Regions from separate parts of the Mus musculus genome. Here region 2 is linked to region 1. A link is a contact called in ENCODE Hi-C or POLR2A ChIA-PET data. All regions are on one chromosome and are shown on one strand. Each heading gives the region's core, a stretch centred on a gene start or an enhancer-like site at or near the end of the contact. The rest is flanking DNA. Distances are from core to core; before and after follow the strand shown.

Region 1 (2,700 bases), core at 14-2,513:
CTCTAGACTATGTGTGAACTGGGCATGATTGCACATTGTTGTAATCCTAGAACTTCCCTGGTATAGACAAGATCAGAGTAACTTCAAGGCCAGCCTGGTCTACATAGTTCCAGACCAGTGGTTCTCAACCTTTCTAATATTTTTCATTGCTACTTCATAACTGTAATTTTGCTACTGTTATGAATCATGATGTAAATATTTTTGGAGATAGAGGTTTGTCAAAGGGGTCATAACCCACAGGTTGAGAACCACTGTTCTAGACTGTCCAGGGCTAGAATGTGTTTAATATGGAGATAACTCACACAATTTTATACTTTATTCTTATAATGTACATTAGGTCTACTAATTTATTCACTACAGTGCTAGGTGTTTTTCCCATTTGACTAGTGTCCCTGTTTATCATTATTTCCACTGCCCACCTAGTTCTACATTATTTCTATTATGCGATTTAGAAGACATTTTACTTCTAAGTAAGAACAGGTTTCTATCCTCTGGGAACCGTGAGATGCCTCAGTATGACGTAAATGATGGCTTATCTCAGTTTCTCACCGTTGGTGTTCCATATGACTTACCTCCTGTTTCCTAATAACCCCACATAGTTTTCAATTTTTGAAAAATTAGAAAAGGCCAGTGTGGTGATACACATCTTTAATCCCAGCACTCGGGAAACAGAGGCCATGAGATGTCTGAGAGTCCAAGGCCAGAATGACCTTCATGTCCGGTTCCAAGCCAGTCAGACCAATATAGTGAGGTCATCTCAAAAATAAGAACTTCTTTCAATTCTGGTGAAAATCAAGAGAAAGTTGAAGAAAAAGAGAAACAGATTAAAAGCACTTGTTGCTCTTGCAGCTGTCCTGGATGCTATAAACTCAACATGCAGGCAAAAATACATAAAGTAAATCTAATAAAATACAGGGGAAAAAAAGGTACATTTAGGAAGATGTAATGTTACAGTGTCTTAGAATTATATACACATACAAGACGTTAATAAATCCCCTAAGCATGTGAGACAGCCTTGGACTTTCACCTATCACATTCTTGTCGGCTGTATGGAACCGTTGCGCTTTGATGCTTGCCTCTGTGTCACGGGAGTGTGGGTTCAGCCATGGCACTTTCTAGGAAGAAGTTAAAAAAAAAAAAAAAAAAATCAGAAACCACCAGATGAGCCATAATAAGTACTGGCAAGACAGACTTCCGCCAGTGGTGGTGCGCATGCGCGCCACCCAGGGCTACGTGGTAGTGAACTGAGGGAACCCTTATTCAAATCGGAAGTGGCCTAGAGTGATCACATCCGCTCAGATCTTAAAGTAGTTCGCCTCTCCTGTCGTTGCCAGGGTAGCGTGGGTGTTTGGAATCCGAACCCATGGAATTGTGGGTGTCTGTGGGCGGAAGTCTCGCAGTCCTGGCGTGCCGTGTGCAGAGCTTCTCTAAGGTGTAATGTGAGGTGAGTGGATGTGGAGCAGAGGACGCTGTGCTGCTGAGCGCCGGTTTGTGCTGAGTGATGGTTGAATCGGCCCCAGGGGGGGATGAGGTGGATAAAGTGGGGGTCGTTCGGTTCTCTTTCATTCTGTTCCTGCGGGTTTTCCGCGTCTGTATTTTGTCACTTCCCAGTATGCTGTCCTGTGGGATTTCCCACCGTCGTCCGTGAAAATTACCATGTGAGGGCATTCGGGGCAGGACTCAGTGAGTGGGCGCTGCAGCATCCGGGAGCTTCAGGGCGAGGACCTTGAGATGGCTTGTGATCCGCTCAGTCTGTGATTGGCTTAGGAGTCAGGCGATGGAGCTTGAGGCCAGTGTAGGGTGCTTTGTGAGGGCGACCGCGTCGCTTTCTGGGCTGTTTGAGTAGCTGGTAACTGGAGCCCTGGCTCCTGGTCAAACACTGGCCTTCGAGAGGAGATAAACTCCAAAGAGTAAGAGAAAACGGGGAAATGAATTTATTTACGTTTGGTCCAAACTGGAGACCCAGTGCCCTCCATCTCTGTCAGCCTAAGCAGTATTAGCAATAGAAGGCACTGCCTAGAAGCCAGGAGATGTGTTTAGGTATATTTAATGTGGTCACAGTTATCTAAGCGGGGACATAGCCTTGGGGCTGCCCTTAGGTGTTCTGGATATTTCCTTTCCCCCGTATGCAACTGAAGACAGAAGAAAGATTTAAGAAAAAACTAGTCATTTCAGTTACAATTGAAAGTTTACATAAATACTGCAGTCCTTTGCTGATGTGAGGTCTGATCGGAGGTTTGACTTGTGCCTGGGATCTGTGAATTTGGCAAGGATTGGTAATTGGCAGTTACGCAGAAAGGTGCTGCTGTAAAAAGATTGTAAGGCAGAAGCCTGGGTTCCTGCATCCAAACAGGCAAGGGCCAGCCTCATCCAGTCTGCCTACTGAAGAGACCAGTGAGGAGGAAAGGCAGGAGAGTGGAGATGTGGGTCAGCAGTGTTGGGTTCCCAGCACCCACACCACATGGTGCCTTGGAACTGCCTGGTGGGACGATTCCAGGGGATCCGTGTTCCCTTCTGGCCTCCCAGCTAATGGTGCACAGACAAAGACAGACAAAACACCCACACACGTTTCATTTTTAAATGTTTGAATAGTAAGAATAAATCTTTAAAAAAAAATTTTTTTTTCCGTTAATGTTGGGCGAGCTGCCTTCTCCAATTATTCCCCACCTCCTAAAGAAATGTTAAGGAAAAAAAGAAAAG
Region 2 (2,700 bases), core at 174-2,673, 730 kb after region 1:
TGGGGCCAAGGGGAGCCTCGTTAGAGCAGTAGTGTGTTAGTGAAGTGGAGCCAGGGCCTTCGGGGGCGTGGCCAGGGTGTAGGCGGTTCCAGACTATGGGTGGGGCTTTCAGGGTGTGGCACAGGTTGGAGCAAGAAAAGTCTCACCCACCTCACAATCCATCTCTAGATGTGCCAGCACCTCCCAGTTCTATGTGGACCCTCTGGTATCCTGATACCCGTTTTCTCCAGGTCTTCAGACCTCCATGGGTCTCCTCCTCCCACCTAGGCCCTCTTTGTGCTGCTGAGACTCACCCTCCAAGCGGCCGTGCTCCTGCTCAGCACGGTCCTGGACCTCCTTCAGGGCTTGCACTGAGTCGCGGGTGTCACTCGCAGCATCCCGCAGCTGCCGCAGCCCCTGGGTCAGCTCAACCACACGGGTGTCCAAAACGTGCAGACGGACGTGCAATTGGTGTAGGCCTGCATCGAGGCTGGCCAAGCGGCCCACTGTGAAAAGACAGAAGGCACAACTAGAGGCACAATTAAGGGCTCTAAGGACATGGAGGGCACGGCCCTCAGACTCCCAAAAGCGGATTGGATGAGGCGATCTGTGGGATGTGTGACCATGTCTATGAAGTTCAGTGGGTTAAACTCTTGACAGGCAGACACATCTGGGGACCTTGGGCCCCTTTGATGTGTCTGGCCTCCGAGTTGGGTCAGTGCTTGACAGACAGGCCACCCTGGCTTCTGAATACTCACAGATGTAAGTGACAGTGTCCTCTGGTGTGGGAGAAGGGCTGGGGAAAGGGTTGGGACTAGAAGAAGGTGCTGTGGTGATTTCCTCTTCCTCTTCTTCCCCTTGAGTCTCTGTGGTCTCCCAGACCTCTTTGTCTTCAGGGTTTTCAGCAAGATTATCCTCATTTCCCACCCCAGTGGGCAGCCCTAGGGCCTCCTGGAGATTCTGGGTCAGAGAATGCATGTCAGTTTCCTTCCCGCCTACCCTCTCAGCTCTTTTCTGAACCCATTGTTCCATCTAAACCCCCTTACTTTTCTTTACCCATCTGAACACTTCATCTCAAGCCCACAGTGCCCCTCCAACACTCACCTTCAACATCTGTGACTCCCGCTCTCTCTCCTCCTCCAGGGCACCTCCCCAGCCTCCCTCCCACTCCCTCCCAGGACCTCGGGCTCCATGACCAAAACTCAAAAGCTGAGGGACCACTAGGGCCCCCAAGAGCCAGGCTGCCTGCATCCAGCTGGGCTTCCCAGCACCCAAATAGTAGAGAGGTCAGAATGCCAGGGGTAGGACTGCTGTATAGACCTAGCAAGTGTCCCAGTCTGGTGGGCAGCTCACAAGCCCCTTGGACCTTCTTTCTGCCAGGCTTTCTCTTCTGCCTTCCCTCCTGATCTGCTCTGTCTCAACTTTTGATCTCCTCAGCTTCTCTTGGTGAGTCTCCCCGCCCCTATTGGCTTCCAGGAGGCTCTGCCTCTGTGGCCGGAAACCTCCAACGTTCCAAAGCCTGATCCCGCCTTGGGTCTACCCACACCCACCCCTTGCCACTTTCCAGACCTCTGCTTCTGCCCTCTTTCCTCCCTTTTGCAAGTACAAGCACTTATATGGATAAAAGGAAGATGGGGAAAGTTTTCCAGGGCATCCTTGGTACTGGTAGGCCTCAGCCTTGGTCCAGGAGTCTTCTCAGAACAAAGCAGGCTATGATAGGATGCCAGCTTTGGACTGTTCACTTCTCTCTGTCTTGGCCATTCCTGAGGAGGGGGCACACTGCAGAGAGTATGCTAAGGTTGCTATTATCCTGTGGTCACCGCTGACCACACAGCCTAATGAAGGGGACTCTTCTAACATTCTCAGGCTCCGGGGCTCTCCCATCCTCTACCCAGATGGCCTGTCCTGGCCCTACCAGCCCTTGTATGTGGTGCCTGCTTGTGGGGATATGTGTGAACAGCATGCATGTGTGCTGCTTAAAAGGTGTAACTACAAGATTCTCCTGCAGGCCAGGCCCTGAGCAGGTTGATGCTGGGGTGGGAGGGGTGGTAGTGAGCCCAGTGGTTCCCCCATCAAGGGAGGAGAAGGGTTGACAGTCAGAGCAGGTATCTCCAGTATGTATACTAACCAAGCACTGGCCGTGAGTAGAGAACCCTCTGCAAGCTGCCTTATCCCAGCCTAGACCACTGCAGTGGCCTCCCCTTACTCTCCCTCCTTCTACAGAGCCCCTCCAATCTGGGCTGCTTGCCTGCCGCAGCCAGAGCAATCCTTCCAAACCATAAATCAGATCACATTACTCCCCACGCCCCTGCCTCCTCACCTTCCCATCAGAAGCAGGAGAGAAGCCAAACCGCGGTCTCCTCGGTCCTCAGTGCAGCCTGCAGGGCTGGGGCCTGGGAGAGAACCGTTTTTTCTGCAGTCTCACCTCATCTCCCCTCACCCTCCATCACCACTCTGTCCTTCCTAGCCTTTTCCTCCTTCTGCAAACTCTTCCCTCAGCTCTTTCTCATTACTGAAGCCTCAGCTCTGCCCACCATGTGAGATGCTTTCTCAAAATGCCCCCTTTTCTTCTAGGTATGGTCCAACCAGTATGGGCTTGTTTATTTACATCTGTCTCTTGCAGACCAAGGCATAGATTTTGGGGCTACTTCTGTATCCCCAAATCAAAGCAGGACTTCCTAGCACCTAGTTGGTACTCAGTTAAACTGATGAATAAGACCA

What was found. Hi-C counts contacts between places; a loop is a spot of excess contacts on that map. ChIA-PET counts read pairs that join two places held with the same protein, here RNA polymerase II (POLR2A).
Region 2: a map of T-helper 17 cell shows a loop between it and region 1 (2.3-fold over the local background). The contact joins the promoter of Clec11a here to the promoter of Zfp719 in region 1. A Hi-C loop is called at or near these places in 1 of 37 maps with a recorded cell type or tissue (T-helper 17 cell). POLR2A ChIA-PET finds 5 or more read pairs at or near these places in 1 of 5 experiments (Patski).

Annotation. Positions count from the first base shown.
Region 1 is chr7:43,578,323-43,581,022 of GRCm38, forward strand. Zfp719 (zinc finger protein 719) reads left to right here and starts at 1,264. Exons shown (of 4, transcript NM_172482.1): 1 at 1,264-1,444.
Region 2 is chr7:44,305,536-44,308,235 of GRCm38, forward strand. It overlaps Clec11a (C-type lectin domain family 11, member a), which reads right to left and starts at 1,424. Exons shown (of 4, transcript NM_009131.3): 1 at 1,084-1,424; 2 at 738-939; 3 at 294-485. The coding sequence starts at 1,230.